Regions from separate parts of the Homo sapiens genome. Here region 1 is linked to region 2. A link is an interaction called in ENCODE POLR2A ChIA-PET data of the cell type or tissue named here. Cell type or tissue: Panc1. All regions are shown on one strand. Links, peaks and the distances in the headings refer to the core of each region. The heading gives the core; the rest is flanking DNA. Region 1 has its middle 51 kb from the start of ATP1B3. Region 2 overlaps TFDP2 (transcription factor Dp-2).

Evidence for each region. ChIA-PET counts read pairs that join two places held together with the same protein. Peaks named below come from ENCODE experiments on the same cell type or tissue, not always from the same donor. Only the 100,000 strongest peaks of a DNase experiment are listed, where the experiment ranks them.
Region 1: POLR2A ChIA-PET joins it to region 2 with 12 read pairs; 3 of 35 experiments call an interaction of 5 or more read pairs at or near these places.

Annotation. Positions count from the first base shown.
Region 1 is chr3:141,821,154-141,829,483 of GRCh38, reverse strand. No RefSeq gene overlaps it. Among named protein-coding and RNA genes, the nearest start is that of ATP1B3, 51 kb to the left of the region's middle. In Panc1, for the core only: no CTCF peak of the experiment used is centred there; no DNase peak of the experiment used is centred there.
Region 2 is chr3:141,938,559-141,946,888 of GRCh38, reverse strand. TFDP2 (transcription factor Dp-2) reads left to right here. Exons shown (of 13, transcript NM_001178139.2): 13 at 1-2,461. Among named protein-coding and RNA genes, the nearest start is that of ATP1B3, 66 kb to the right of the region's middle. RefSeq lists an enhancer at 8,296-8,330. In Panc1, for the core only: no CTCF peak of the experiment used is centred there; a DNase peak (open chromatin) is centred at 6,498; H3K4me3 peaks cover 848 bases; H3K27ac peaks cover 2,573 bases.

The sequences.
Region 1 (8,330 bases), core at 197-8,196, 120 kb after region 2:
ATTTTAACTAATCATGACCACAGACAATTCTTCATCAATTATCTATTCTCATGTACTACAGATAATTTTTTACTATAAGTATGTCTCATGAAATATTTGGGACATACTTATACAAGAAAACAATTTTTCTTTGCTTATTTGCAATTCAGACTTGACTGGATATCCTGCATTTTATCTGGCAACCCTCGGAGGGGAGTTGTTAGTACAGGGACTCTAAAGTGGTGCCTGCTTTGGGTGTGCCTCTGGAATGCACATTTGCACTGATGGCCCCTGAGGCTCAGCACTCTGCACAACTAGCAGGTGAACCGCTGAAGCTTTCCCTGGTTGTTTTGGCTCCTGGCTTTCTCCTCCCTCCCTCTCCAACAGCTTCTCCTGGTAGCAGGAATGGACATGACAGCTGGCAGTGCAATGCAGATGGGAGAGGCAGGGCGGGGTGAACTGGTTTAAAATTACACAATAGTCAGCTGGCCCCATGCCCCTTAACCAAACTCCCAAGGAAATGCTAGCTGCCTTCTGGGGTTGCCACCACCCCAGGCAGCCCTCTGTTTAGGGGTTCTTCTGTCTGATATGTGTTTCATAAGAGAACAAAAGGAGAGAGGGCTCTTGCAGAGAACTTTTGCTTCTGGAACCAGAATTTCTAAAATAAGCTTCAGGTTCTTTTATCTCATTGTGACATTCTGGGTTATATTAATGGATAACCTCAAAGAAAAAAAAATGGTAAAATCATGATTGTCATACAGAAATAAAAATGAATACATGTTAAAGATTTTATTTAACTCTGTAATGAGGAAACTGGTAAGATGTTACAATAAGTTCAGATAAGTAAAAAAAAATAAAGCACAAATTTATATGGAGTAAAGGAATGTTGAAATGAATGAGCAAATGGATACAAAACTGGCTTGGAGGTGTCATGGGCTGAATTGTGTTACCCAAAATTCATATGTTGAAGTCCTAACAGCCAGTACTTCAAAATGTGTAGGTCATTAGGGTGGGTCCTGATCCGGTATCACTGGTTCCTTTATAAGAAAAGTTTGAGTTTGACACATACAGTGGGAAGACCATGAGAAGACACAGAGAGGACAGCCATCTACAAGCCAAAGAGTGAGGCCTTGGAGGAAATCAACCTAGACAGCACCTTGATCTCAGACTTCAAGCCTCTAGAACAGTGAAAAGATAAATTTCGGGTGTTTAAGCCACTCAGTGTGTGGCACTTTATTATGGTAACCCAAACACACTAAGACAGAGGTGAAGGGGTCATTTGCATGTCTATAGATGAGAATCATTTTAAGTTCCCATTAGTTACCTATAATTTATGGAGTCGTAGAATAGCTCCCTTAGAATCAGATAACCCACCCCCTGGCAGCCAAGTGCCCTGGTGCCCACCCCCGTCAAGCCCGAAAGATGGGGAGGTGGGGTGGCAGGAGTTTCTGTCCCCCATATTCCATACACGTCCCCCTCTCCTCCCTCCTAGTGAGCAGGGGCCTGCAAGGCATCACTCCCAGCCCCTCGCCCTCTTGGGCACCCTCAGCAAAGGGGCGGGTGGGGACACTCCAAGTGGGGCAGCTCTCCCTACACGTGCCCCAACCCCATGAGCCAGTTCAACCCTATCAGGGGCTGAGCAGGGGCATCCCCTCCTTTTTTCATAGTCTCCGTGGATGTCCTCGCCCTGTAGCCACAAGCCCCTTGCTGCTCTCCTTTAATGCCAAAGGGCCCCTGCCTAGGACACAGGCCCAACCTGTGTGGTGGGGTCCCCAGCAGCAAACACTGGAACGTCTTTTTTCTTTTGCTTTCTTCTTCCCCACCCCTTAATTTTAACTTTGTGGTAACTAAGTGTCCCTGAGTGCCAGCTGAATGTGCGGGCGGCAGTGCCGTTCCGGAGGCCTGGTCCATCTGCAGTTTTGAGGGGTGAGGGGACCAGCGTGGGGGTTAGTTAGCTTCCCTTCCCCACCTGCAACCAGGGACTGCCCGGGTAACTAGCTTTGATCCTGTCTGCTCCCTCCCTGATCCCTCCCCTGCTCATGTCCCTTCTCTATGAACTTAAATTGAAAACCGCTTCCCTCCATCTCTCCTCCCGCTCCCATGTGGAGGGGGAATGTGTGCTGGCCAGGGTGGAGGACTGAGCACCTGAGCCTGGGGCTGGCTCCCCCGGGGTCCCCGACTCAGCTGGTGGCTGTGGAGCTGAGTCCCCTCCCCATAACCCCTGGGAGGCCAGCACCCACCATCACTACCTGCACCTGCTGTGGTCCCACCTTCTGGAGGCCTGGGAACCTGGCTGCAGACTGGGAAGGCTGGAGAGGCAGACGGCAGCACCCACCAGCTCTCTTCCCACCCTGCCTCTTCCCCGGGAGCCATGCCCTACCTGTGTGGTGCTGGGTGGGCTGACTGTCAAGACATGTGTCATGTACATTTGTATCAGAAATAAAGAAGTGACCACACACACACACACACACATACACAATCAGCTAACCCAGTCAGTTTAATAATAAGAGTTAATTTATGACTAGAATCAGCAAACTGCTTGTGGTCAAATCTAGCCCTACTGCCTGTTTTTGTAAATAAAGTTTGTTTTCTTTTTTTGAGGCAGGGTTTCACTGTGTCGCCCAGGTTGGAATAGCTGAGACTATAGGCATGTGCCACCGTGCCCACACCTAGCTAAAGTTTGTATTTTTGGTAGAGACAGGGTTTCACCATGTTGCCCAGGCTGGTCTCTGAAACTCCTGGGCTCAAAGCATACACCCGCCTCAGCCTCCAAAAGTGTTGGGATTACAGGTGTGAGCCACTGTGCCCAGCCAATAAAGTTTTATTATAACACTTATATATGGCTGCTTTCACAAGACAAAGACAGAGTTAAGAAGATGCATCCGCAAAGTCTAAAATGTTTACTACCTGGTCTTTTTTTTTTTTTTTTTTTTGAGATGGAGTCTCGCTCTGTCGCCCAGGCTGGAGTGCAGTGGCGCGATCTCGGCTCACGGCAAGCTCCGCCTCCCGGGTTCAGCCCGTTCTCCTGCCTCAGCCTCCTGAGTAGCTGGGACTACAGGCGCCTGCCACCACGCCCGGCTAATTTTTTTTTTTTTTTTTTGGTATTTTTAGTAGAGACGGGGTTTCATTGTGTTAGCCAGGATGGTCTCGATCTCCTGACCTTGTGATCTGCCCGTCTCGGCCTCCCAAAGTGCTGGGATTACAGGCGTGAGCCACCGAGCCCAGCCACTATCTGGTCTTTTACAGAGAAAGTTGTAGAGCCTTCTCTAGACAATGCATGGTTTTCCATTGAAACACAAATGTTTCCCTACAATTGGAAGGTCATTCAAGGTCATCCAGCTCAGGGATTCCTAGATTTTAAGATCTTATGGGTAAAATTTCAAAATAAAATTTTGAGGATAGTTATAGGGTCTCTAGTGTTTACTTTTGTCAAATATAACTACCTCATGAAAGAACACATTTTAACTACTCATATTTTAAAGTGAATAGCATATGAAATAGCATATGAAATCTTGCTGCATTATTCTTTCTTTAATTTCTCTGAGTTTTGGTAAAAACTCCACCCCTGAACAGACAGTTAATGGTCTAGATTGTGGAACCATTGACCTGGCCCAATCTCAGGCACTAGCTGCTGGCTCTGTCCAGAAAGGCTGCTGGCTTGGGCCCAGAGTCACGGCCTTACTCCTGTACTCAAGCTGATGCCCTCTGGGGAGAAGGGGCGTGTTCTCTGGGGGGTGGTTATTGCCAGAGCCAGCTTGTGCATGTGTCACACACCCCCTCCAATGATGATGGGTCTTGCCTGGCTTTAAATAATATGTTTTTTCCTAATTAAAAAAAAAAATAAATGCTCAGTGCAGAAAACATGGGAAAAAAATGGAAAGTACAAAATTCATCTTCACTCAGAGAGATGTAAAGATTTACTGATACACAGGGGGATTAAAAACAGTTTGCAATCTAAAAATCCTAAAGAGACAAAACCTAGCATATGTCTCAGAACTATCATGGAGCCTGGCACATGGCAGACGCCAATATTTATTGACATAACAGGCCAGGCGTGGTGGCTCAGAATGCCTGTAATCCCAGCACTTTGGGAGGCTGAGGTGGGTGGATCACAAGGTCAAAAGTTTGAGACCAGTCTGACCAACATGGTGAAACCACATCTGTACTAAAAATACAAAAATTCCCTGGGCGTGGTGGTGGGCGCCAGTAATCCCAACTACTCAGGAGGCTGAGGCAGGAGAATTGCTTGAACCCGGGAGGTGGAGGTTGCAGCAAGCTGAGATCATGCCACTGCACTCCAGCCTGGGCGACAGAGTGAGACTCCGTCTCAAAAAAAAAAAAAAAAAAAAAAAGACAGAAAGAAAGAACAAATAAGTCTGAATAACTGCAATGATTTTTCCCAGATGACTCAAGAAAATTCAGGGTCTCTTTTATTTTTATTTTTATTTGTTTATTTTTTGAGACAGAGTCTTGCTGTATTGCCCAGGCTGGAGTGCAATGGCATGATCTTGGCTCACTGCAACCTCGCCTCCCAGATTCAAGTGATTCTCCTGCCTCAGTCTCCTGAGTAGTTGGAATTACAGGTGCCCACCACCATGTCTGGCTTTTTTTTTTTTTTTTTTTTTGTATTTTTAGTAGAGACGGGGTTTCACCTTGTTGGCCAGGCTGGTCTCGAACTCCGGAGCTCATGATCTACCTGCCTTGGCTTCCCAAAGTGCTATGGTTACAGGTGCAAACCACCATGCCAGCCAATTTATTTTTTAATAATCTAAATAGCTAATATGGTCAGTCTTCCAGGTAAAAAAATACTTGTGCTTATCTTTTTTCCTTATGTACTTTGTATCATTTTTTCCCTTTTAAGATTTATGGCTGGGCGCAGTGGCTCATGCCTGTAATCCCAGCACTTTGGGAGACCCCGGTGGGCAAATCACTTGAGGTCAGAAGTTTGAGACCAGCCTGGCCAACATGGTGAAACCCCATCTCTACTAAAAATACAAAAATTAGCTAGGCGTGGTGGTGCATGCCTGTAGTCCCAGCTACTCGGGAGCTGAGGCAGGAGAATCACTTGAATCCGGGAGGCAGAGGTTGCAGTGAGCTGAGATGGCACTATCGCACTCCAGCCTGGGTGACAGAGCAAGTCTCCGTCTCAAAAAAAAAAAAAAAATTTATAACTGCCAAGAAAAACAATTTAAGAAGCAAGGATTATTTGTGTTCATTAGTTTTCATCATATTTTACTGTCTGAACAATTTATTTAAATTGTCTTATTAAACTGCCCTAATGATACATGCAGTATAGTGATATTTAGAAATTGATCTAGTAGACTTCAATTAATTTATTTATTTACTTTTGAGACAAGGTCTTGCTCTGTTTACCCACGCTGGAGTGCCAGTGGTGTGATCATGGCTCACTGCAGCCTCCTGGGCTCAATCAATCCTCCTGCCTCAGCCTCCCAAGTAGTTGGGACTATAGGCATACGCCAGCACGCTTGGTTAATTTTTGTATTGTTTTCAGAGACAGGGTTTTGCCCAGGCTGATCTTGAGCTCCTGGGCTCAAGTGATCCTCTTGCCTTGGCCTTCCAAGGTGCTGGGATTACAGGCGTGCACCGCCAAACCTGGTCCGTCTGGTAGACTTTAATGATTTCAAAAGATATGCCTCGCAATTTCTAAGAAGCAAAAATTGTTGAATTATTTCACATTTATGCCTGATTACCTAAATGAGAAACATGTTAAAATTTATATTCAGGCCATGCATGGTGGCTCACGCCTGTAATCCCAGCATTTTGGGAGGCCAAGGCGGGTGGGTCATGGGAGGTCAGAAGTTCTAGACCAGCCTGGCCAACATGGTGAAACCCCATCTCTACTAAAAACACAAAAAATTAGCCAGTGTGGTGGCAGGCTCCTGTAATCTCAGCTACTTGGGAGGTTGAGGCAGGAGAATCACTTGAACTCGGGAGGTGGAGGTTGCAGTGAGCCGAGATTGCACCATTGCACTCCAGCCTGGGCAACAAGAGCAAAGCTCTGTCTCCAAAAAAAAAAAAAAAAAAAAAAAAAAAAAAAAAAAAATTATATTTAAAACAAAAAATTGAGGCTGGGTACAGTGTCTCACACCTGTAATCCCAGCACTTTGGGAGGCTGAGGCGAAAGGATCACTTGAGGCCAGGAGTTCAAAAGACCTGCCTGGGCAACATATCTACCAAAATTAAAAATAAAAATAAAAAATTGAGAACAATTTTCAACCCTTTGTGGCTTGCAAAGGTAAAATTAATAACTTCATACTATTTCCTATAAAAACATCATTCATATCTTCTGCCTTGCACAGCTGTTCTCAGCCCCTTCCCGCAGTTTATTAACTCCATCTCCTCCTTTGAGAAACAAACATTCAAAATAATCCCTGATAAACTGGAAGAATAAAAATGACTTCTCCCTGGTTCTTCTTTGTCTAAATATTTAACTCACATATATCTTTGTTTCCCCTGACATTTCATTATGTTTAATGAGATTTTCTATTAAAACATAAGGTCATTTTAACTTTTAAAAAATAAGCAAGCATCATGTCTTTTCTTTCTTTCTTTCTTTTTTTTTTTTTTTTTTTTTTAGATAGAGTCTCTCTCTTGTCACCCAGGCTGTAGTGCAGTGGTGCCATCTTGGCTCACTGCAACCTCTGCCTCCTGGGTTCAAGCAATTCTCTGCCTCAGCCTACCAAGTAGCTGGGATTACAGGCGCCCACCACCACACCCGGCTAATTTTTTTGTATTTTTAGTAGAGATGGGGTTTCACCATCTTGGCCAGGCTGGTCTTGAACTCCTGACCTTGTGATCCACCCGCCTTGGCCTCCCAAAGTGCTGGGATTACAGGCATGAGCCACCATGCCTGGCCCAGCATCTTGTCTTTTCAAAAATTACATCCTTCCTTTGATGAGGCAACTGGCTGCATCTGATTTAAATCTTTCCTTAACCCCCCAGCCCAACAACACCCTGCACCTATCCCTTGCATTTCTCCACCCCTCGAACATTTAACCTCCTGGGTCAGGCCTGCCCCTCACCTGCCCATGTCATGGTAAGCCTCCTGCACTCTGACTCGATCCAGATGGGAGCCCACATATGACAGAGAGGCCTAGGAGCAGCCTTGGACCCTAACTTCCCCACTCATTCTACTTAGATTTTTCTTTCACTGTGTATGAAAATTTTCCTTCTCAACTACTTCCAGGGACCCAGATCTCTTTCTTCTCTTACTTCCTCTAAAACTTTTCATTACGGCGTCCTGGTTCAGGCCTTAGTGGTTTTGTCCCCTGATCATTCCCTCTCAATCCACTGTTACTGGCCACAGTCTTCAACAGATTATGCCCCTCCTGTGTGCAAGTCATGCACTACTGGCTTCATATACCTGATTTCTGGTCTTCACAACAACCCTGTGAAGCTGTGGGACTTGAGGTACAAAATCTCTATGAGCTTCCATTTCCTGATTTAGAATGTGAATATTAACACTAACAGGAGCCTACATTCTGTATTCCACACCACATTACCTTTCTTACATGGCTGTCTTTTCTCTATGTTGTCCCCAATGCCACACTGTGTATAATTAGATCTCAAGACACACTTGGTTATTTTTATTTACTATTTTTATAATTATTGACTACTGCTATGGTTTGGGTCTGTGTCTCCACCAAATCTCATGTGGAATTGTAATCCCCAATGTTGGAGGAGGGGCCTGGTGGGAGATGATTGGATCATGGGGGTATCTTTCCCCCTTGCTGTTCTCATGACAGTGAGTGAGTTCTCACGAGATCCAGTTGTTTAAAAGTGTGTGGCATTTGTCTCCCTCTTCCTCCTTCAGCAGCCATGTAAGACGTGACTGCTTCCCCTTTGCCTTTAGCCATGATTGTAAGTTTCCTGAGGCCTCAGCCATGCTTCCTGTATAGCTTGTGGAACAGTGAGCCAATTAAACCTCTTTTCTTTATAAATTACCCAGTTTCAGGTTTTTTTTTTTTTTTTGCAGTTGCAAGGTTTAATAGTGAAGACAGAGCTCCCATACAAAGGGAGGGGACCCAAAGAGGGTAGCCATTGCCGGCTCGAATGCCTGGGTTTATATCCCGCTGTGCTCTCAGGCAATAGATGATTGGCTATTTCTTTACCTCCTGTTTTTTGTCTAATTAGCATTTTAGTGAGCTCTCTCTACTATCTGATTGGCCAGGTGTGAGCTAAGTTGCAAGCCCTGTGTTTAAAGGTGGAAGTGGTCACCTTCCCAGCTAGGCTTAGGGATTCTTAGTCGGCCTAGGAAATCCAGCTAGTCCTGTCTGTCAGTCCCCCATCTCAACAGGAAAACCCAAGTGCTGTTGGGGAGGTTGGCCGAT
Region 2 (8,330 bases), core at 71-8,070:
GCCTGGCTAATTTTTGTATTTTTAGTAGAGACAGGGTTTCACCATGTTGACCACACTGGTCTTGAACTTCTAACCATGTGATCTGCCTGCCTCGGCCTCCCAAAGTGCTGGGATTACAGGCTTGAGCCACCACGCCCAGCCTAAGATTTTATGATTAAAAAAAATTCAAGCTCAATACCCACATAAATTATAACGTTTCTCAGGAAGTAGTCCCTTAACCAAAACGTCTCTGAGAAGTGATGCTTAGGTAATCTCTGGGATCCGATTTTCCCACATGTCTCACTCCACAGTATGCTAAAGAAGAAAAAGTGAGTGGGCACAACACTTTGACCCTCTGGCTAAGCCCTGGGAGTCCCTGACAGGTCCAGAAACTTCTCTGACACCCATTCACCAGGGTGCTGAGATAGGAGAAAGTGCTCATTTATAATGTGTATTCTGTGCAGCTGTTCTCAGACAAGACCGGATCTTGTCATCTTACCTTTTGCTTTACAAAAAAGGCCTGTTGAAGTCAATGCTGTCTTGCCCCTTGCTGTTTCAGCAGGTTAGACTTTGGTCTTCACTGCTTATAGCTGCATTGGAGGCCAACGTAGCTGATGCTCAGGGTCAGGCCTCGCCCCTTCGCCGCAGGTCTCAGGATCGGGGATAACATCGCTCCCACCCTGCTCATTTAGAGATGGGAAACAAGCAAGAGCTTGACTTGCCTCCCATCCCTCAGCCTGTCTGTGGCAGAGCCTGCACCAAAACCCAGAGCTTCTTCCCTCCGTGAGGGCCACGCTGTCACCACAGTCCTCCCAGATGGGTTTTGGATTAGCATCAGTCCTGTGTCACCAAGTGCCAAACAGCTGAGGGGTAGAAGTGGGACTCCTTTCCCGAGCCCCAGCATGAGGCTGTGGTGTCAGGTTTAGGCCTCTCTCAAGTCAGAAAACCCCGGGCTGAGACCTCCACAGACAAGGGCTCCCCATGCTGGCCATTGGCAGGGGCCCAAGAAGTTCAGTGACCAACTGGTCCTTCCACACCACACCAGCTGGTGCTGCCCATGTCTGTCGAATCATAACGGAAAATTCCCCAGATCACGTTTGGATTTAAAAACTCATCCCTTGTCGTGCTTCAATGCATGCCATTTGTCACTTACCATACTTCACCATGGCCGAGCTTCATGTCACATGGCCTGGCGATTGTGCTTGTTCACACTGGGGCCAGGATTTTCATACTAAAACGTCACTGACAATGGGGCTACTTTTCTCCTGAATAGCTCCTCTGGGCTTGTTGCAGTTCTAGTTTTCCCAGTAGTTCCATGGCAGGTTCAACCTCTCAGTGTCCTGAAAAATGGAACCACCCACTAACCATATGCACTGGCTGCCCAGGTGGCTGCACTCCGGGGATCACGTTTCAGTACTGAGTTCCTTCACGCACTTGGTTCACCACCATCACTCTTGAGTTTTGGACAAAAGAGGTGGGTATGCCAGGCACAGTGGCTCACGCCTGTGATCCCAGCACTTTGGGAGGCCGAGGCGGGCGGATCACCTGAGGTCGGGAGTTCGAAACCAGCCTGACCAACATGGAGAAACCCTGTCTCTACTAAAAATATAAAATTAGCCGGGTGTGGTGGCGCATGCCTGTAATCCCAGCTACTCGGGAGGCTGAGGCAGGAGAATCTCTTGAACCCAGGAGGCAAAAGTTGCAATGAGCTGAGATCGTGCCATTTGCACTCCAGCCTGGGCAACAAGAGCGAAATTCCATCTCAAAAAAAAAAGGTGGGTAAAGGGCCATGAGCCCAAACCACTAGGTTGTTCACCTTTTCATCTGAAAATGCTTTACTCTGACTATGTGCTATTGGGTTTTATTTCCAGAAAATATAGTTCTCCTTTTTTCTGCATGAAGGATACATCGTGGTGCCACATGCTTTAAGCAATTTAAACAAGAGAGATAAGAGGAAAATGCAACCACCACATCTGACTTGCCCAATGTAGACTTTCCTTTATTAGATTGAAGTACACAACCTAATATGATATATTATTTTGTAGTATCTCAGACTTTGTAAATAAATGCCATTATTTTTATATGGAAATTTTATAGAAGAGCTATTTCTGTATACGTAATTACTCCTGATTTTCTGAAATTGCTTCTGGTAGATAACAGACAAGTCCTAAGCAGTGTTCCACTAAGGGTGGTTCCAGGCCTGCCTGCCGTGGAGTTGACTGGGGGAATTTTACAGTTTTGCGATCCTAGGATGCGTCCCAGACGCTCAGTCAGAAGTGCTGGAGGTGGGGCCTGGGAAGCTGTATTTGTAATGAACTCTGGTGTTTTTTGTCCATTAAAGTGTATCTTTGTCCATCCTATAAGATTAAAGGAAAGAAAAAGCATCTCAAATGAGTGTAAGTTGTTCTTGAGAAAAAAATGTATCAGACTTTTATGATTTGAATGAAATGTATTATAGAAAAAAATAAACACTTTAAAATAATGTTAGTCTCATTACTAGTGGGTCAGGATATTTTTAGTTAAAAAAGGAGGTGTTAGGCCATGCGCAGTGGCTCACGCCTATAACCCCAGCACTTTGGGAGGCCAAGGTGGTCGTATCATTTGAGGTCAGGAGTTCAAGACTAGCCTGGCCAACATGGTGAGATCCCGTCACCACTAAAACTACAAAAATGAGCTGGGTGTGGTGGCATGCGCCTGTAATCCCAGCAACTTGGCGCAGGAGAATCGCTTGAACCTGGGAGGCGGAAGTTGCAGTGAGCTGAGATCACACCACTGCAGTCCAGCCTGGGCAACAGAGTGAGACTCCATCTCAAAAAAAAAAAAAAAAGCCTTTTTTTTGTTTTTGTTTGTGAGATGGAGTCTCTGTTGCCCAGGCTAGAGTGCAGTGGTGCAATCTTGGCTCACTGCAACCCCCACCTCCCAGATTCAAGGGATTCTCCTGCCTCAGCCTCTGGAGTACCTGGGATTACAGGCACGTGCCACCACACCCGGCTTATTTTTGTATTTTTTTTTTTTTTTTTTGAGACGGAGTCTCGCTCTGTCACCCAGGCTGGAGTGCAGTGGCGCAGTCTCGGCTCACTGCAAGCTCCGCCTCCCGGGTTCACGCCATTCTCCTGCCTCAGCCTCTCCGAGTAGCTGGGACTACAGGCGCCCGCCACCACGCCCGGCTAATTTTTTTTTATTTTTAGTAGAGACGGGGTTTCACCGTGGTCTCGATCTCCTGACCTCGTGATCCACCCGCCTCGGCCTCCCAAAGTGCTGGGATTACAAGCGTGCAGCACCGCGCCCGGCCTATTTTTGTATTTTTAATAGAGATGGTGTTTCACCATGTTGACCAGGATGGTCTCCAACTCCTAGCATCAAGTGATCCTCCCACCTCAGCCTCCCAAACTGCTGGGATTAAAATAAAAAAGAACAATAGGCCGGGTGCAATGGCTCATACCTATAATCCCAGCACTTTGGGAGGCTGAGGTGGTCGGATCACTTGAGGCCCGGAGTTCGAGCCCAGCTTGGCCAACATGGTGAAACCCAGTCTCTACTAAAAATACAAAAAATTAGCCAGGTGTGGTGGCGGTCGCCTGTAATCCCAGCTACTCGGGAGGCTGAGGCAGGAGAATTGCTTGAACTCAGGAGGCAGAGGCTACAGTGAGCCAAGATCGCGCCATCGCACTCCAGCCTGGGCAACAAGAGCGAAACTCCATCTCAAAAAAAAAGAAAAATGAACAATAAAATAATGGTGGGCTGTTCGGGTGAGGGTAGTGGGTACTCTGGGGCTCTGCCAGAGAGTAAGGACTGAGACCCTCTTTCAACATCTGAGTTCCTCTTCATGAATTGCCCTCAGAAGGGTGGCCAGGGCCGGGCGCGGTGGCTCACACCTGTAATCCCAACACTGGGAGGCCGAGGTGGGCGGATCACAAGGTCAGGAGATCGAGACCATCCTGGCTAACATGGTGAAACCCTGTTTCCACTAAAAATACAAAAAATAGGCCAGGCGCAGTGGCTCACGCCTGTAATCCCAGCACTTTGGGAGGCCGAGGCGGGCGGATCACGAGGTCAGGAGATCAAGACCATCCTGGCTAACACGGTGAAACCCCGTCTCTACTAAAAATACAAAAAAATTAGCCAGGTGTGGTGACGGGCGCCTGTAGTCCCAGCTACTTGGGAGGCTGAGGCAGGAGAATGGTGTGAACCTGGGAGGTGGAGATTGCCCCACTGCACTCCAGCCTGGGTGACAGAGCGAGACTCCGTCTCAAAAAAAAAAAAAAAAAATTAGCCGGGCATGGTGGCGGGCTCCTGTGGTCCCAGCTACTCGGGAGGCTGAGGCAGGAGAATGGCATGAACCCAGGAGGCGGAGCTTGCAGCTAGCCGAGATAGTGCCACTGCACTCCAGCCTGGGTGACAGAGCAAGACTCTGTCTGAAAAAAAAAAAAAAGAAGAAGGGTGGCCAGGTGCCGTGGCTTACCCCTGTAATCTTAGCACTTTGGGAGGCTAGGCCCAGAATTGCTTCCCTGCAATTCGTAGGGAAGATGCTTTCTTATCATCTCTTACACCAAACCAGCATCAGCGAGAACAGCGACAGCAGTCAATATAGAATGCCATGTCCCCAGGCCTCAGGTGGAATGTCACCTGACCTCCGGAACATAGCAGCCCCTCAGCACCTGATCACGCAGTCTCTACCTGTCTCAGGGAGAGGCCGGAACCCTAGATAGCTTATCTCCTATGTTCCAACAAGTTGAGCACGTGGACAATCAGAAGGCACAGAAGGGTGTGGAGCAGTTCAGGGGCCAGCAAGTAGACCCAGGTCTTGAAAAGGAGATGGCTAAGTAAGCACTCGATGACATATTGGAAGGAATGCATCTTCCCATAAAGACTCCCCCTGGAGTTTCACAGACCAAATAAGGGTGGCGGTGGTGGGGAAGTGGTGAGCCTGTGCTCAAGCCCCTTACCCCAGGGGTCTCCTGGAGTAGTGAGCCAAGCTGGTATTGTGCCTTCTCCGTTCCTCCCGGCCTAGAGGAGCCACTTACTAGTGCCGTTTGGTGAAGGTGTCCAAGGACTCATGGGAGTAACCACTGTATCTCTTGGGCTTAAGAAGGTGCTTTTGTTCTTGTAGCCACATGGGGGATGGCACAGCGACTGAATACACCGCTGACCAGGGGCGATACCTGCAAGCCCACAGAATTGTCTACGAAGAGACAAACTATTTTCAAAAATATTTAAAGAGATTTATTCCGAGCCAAATATGAGTGACCATGGCCCCTGACACAGCCCTCAGGAGGTCCAAGAACATGTGTGCAAGGTGGTCAGGGTGCAGCTTGGTTTTATACATTTTAGGGAGACATGAGACTTCAATCAAGTATGTTTAAAAAATACGTTGGTTCGGTCCAGAAAGGTGGGACAACTCGAAGGTGGGGGGCGCTTCCGGCTTATAGGTAGATTTACAAATTTTCTTGTTGACAATTGGTTGAGTTTATCTAAAAACCTGGAATCAATAGAAAGGAAATGTCTGGGTTAAGATAAGGGATTATGGAGAGAAAAGGTCGCAGGCTTCAGAGAATAGATGGTAAATGATTCTTATCAGTAAGGTCTGTGTTGATGTTAATGCCAGCGGGTATAATGAGGCACTTCCCGTTCCTGGCCGGAACCGGTCTCTGAGGTTACATTTTAAGAGCGCCCTGGCCAAGGAGAAAGTCCATTCAGATGGTTGGGGGGTGGGACTTAGAACTGTATTTTTGGTTGACGGAGTTAATTCCATGCCCAGCTTCTTGAGCCTCAGAGAGAAGACAGCTTCAACCCAGAGCCTTTTCCAGAAGAAAGAACCCGACTGGCAGTCAGCTTGCTTGCTTCTGTTCCTACTCCCAGAGCTATGGCTATGTTTTCTCCATTCCTTTTTTTTTGAGACAGAGTCTTGCTCTATTGCCCAGGCAGGAGGTGCAATGGCACCATCTTGGCTCACTGCAACCTCCACCTCCTGAGTTCAAGTGATTCTCTTGCCTCAGCCTCTCGAGTAGCTCGGACTACAGTCACATACCACCACGCCTGGATAATATTTTGTATTTTTAGTAGAGACGGGTTTTCACCATGTTGGTCAGGCTGGTCTCAAACTCCTGACCTTAAGTAATCCACCCACCTCAGCCTCTCAAAGTGCTGGGATTACAGGCGTGAGCTACCGCGTGCGGCCTCCATTCCTTCTCCTACGGGAGCTGCTTCTGTATTTCTGTGCATCTTCTCAGAGTGCTGGCACTTCTCACTGAAGCTTGCACCTGACGACACCGCCAGCTTCCCCAGTTTCTTGCCAGATGAAGGCTCCATCTGCCGGTCTTACTGTGGACGGCTGCCAAATGCCCGGGGGCTCCCTGATCACTGCCAGCTCAGCCTTCTCTCTGAGAGGCCTTTCCAGCCTCTTGCTGAAACTTGCTTTCAGGAGAGCATCTCAGTGGAAAATGCACAGTGGTGAAGGAAGTCCTGTAGTTGGGGAGGGTGTGGGTGGTGGGGGCACAACCAATCCGGTTAGTGTAGAGCAGCATTTGTCATATCCACTTTCTCACTTTCATCCAAATTGCTTCAGGACATTTTTGCCACTGGGGCACAGTGATTCATCCAACCATTTCCTTATTGCCTTCTTATCTCCCGCCTTGGCTAAGGGGCCTAAAGTACTGTGACACATTATGCTAAGGTCAGGAGATTTGTTTTCTTCTTTCATGCCCTACCTACCACTTGGTCATGGCTCTCAAAAGCCGAAACTCAATCATGAGAAGTTTGTGCACTAAAATCCAAAAATGACAATACCGAAAAGGTCCCATCTCCACAGGAAGGACTTTCTGGTTCTGCTAATACATCATAGATTTGCTTTCAAACCTCCAGCAAAGGTTTTCCTCAGTCTGAGTACAACAAAAAGTAATTTTACAGGATGATTTTTTTCCTTGCAGAGACAAGGTCTTGCTCTGTCACAGGCTGGAATGCAGTGACACCATCACAGCTCACTGTAACTTCGAATTCCTGGGCTCAAGTGGTCCTCCCACCTCAGTCTCCACAGTAGCCGTGGTGTGCACCACCACACCTGGCTTGTTTTTTTATTTTGTGTAGAGACAGGGTCTCACTATGTTGCCCATGCTGGCCTCCAGAGATCCTCCCGCTTCAGCCTCCCAGAGTGCTGGAATTATGGGCATGATGTATTTTTAAAACTTTAAAACATCTACAGGATTTATTTTAAAAATTTTAAAACATCTAGGTTTTGTCTGCTTTTTTTTTTTTTTTTTTTTTTTTTTTGAGACGGAGTCTGGCTCTGTCGCCAGGCTGGAGTGCAGTGGCAAGATCCCAGCTCACTGCAACCCCCGCCTCCCAGGTTCAAGAGATTCTCCTGCCTCAGCCTCCTGAGTAGCTGAGACTACAGGCATGCACCACCACACCCAGCTAATTTTTGTATTTTTAGTACAGACGGGGTTCCACCATGTTGGCCTGGATGGTCTCGATCTCTTGACCTCGTGATCCGCCTTCCTCGGCCTCCCAAAGTGCTGGGATTACAGGCATAAGCCACCGTGCCTGGCTCACTGCAGCCTCCGCCTCCCAGGTTCAAGCAATTCTCCTGCCTCAGCCTCCCAAGTAGCTAGGACTACAGGCATGTGCCAACACACCTGGCTAATTTTTGTATTTTTAGTAGAGACTCTTTTGCCATGGTAGTCAGGCTGGTCTCGAGCTCCTGACCTCAAGTGATCTGCCCACCTCGGCCTCCCAAAGTACTGGGATTACAGGAGTGAGCCACCGTGCCTGGCCATGTCTGCTTTTTGTGACAGGTCACTGGAGTAGCGACAAGGCCATTTTGACAATAGAACAGTGGTGGCTCTTCTGCATGAAAGACTCTGGCCCATCTTACGATCAGCTAAATAACACTTTCCTCAAGTATTACCAAAATTCAGTTTATAAGTCATGACTAAGAGTGGAAGAAGGGGCTGGGATGCACCTGTAATCCCAGCTACTTGGGAGGCTGAGGCAAGAGAATAGCTTGAACCTGGGAGGTGGAGGCTGCAATGAGCCGATTTCGTGCCACTGCACTCCCACATGGGCAAAAGAGGGAGACTCCATCTCAAAAAAAAAAAAAAAAAGAAAAAAAGAAAAAAAAGGAGTGGAAGGACACAAGAATGACATACTTTTATTTCAATAAATGCTTTTGGAAATGATTTTTAAGAACAAAAACTAGAGACCTCCTGAAAGTCGGATTAAAGGTTGTGCAGGCCGGGTGCAGTGGCTCAGGCCTGTAATCCCAGCACTTCGGGATGCCGACGGGGGCAGATCACCTGAGGTCGGGAGTTTGAGACCCGCCTGACCAATGTGATGAACCCCATCTCTACTAAAAA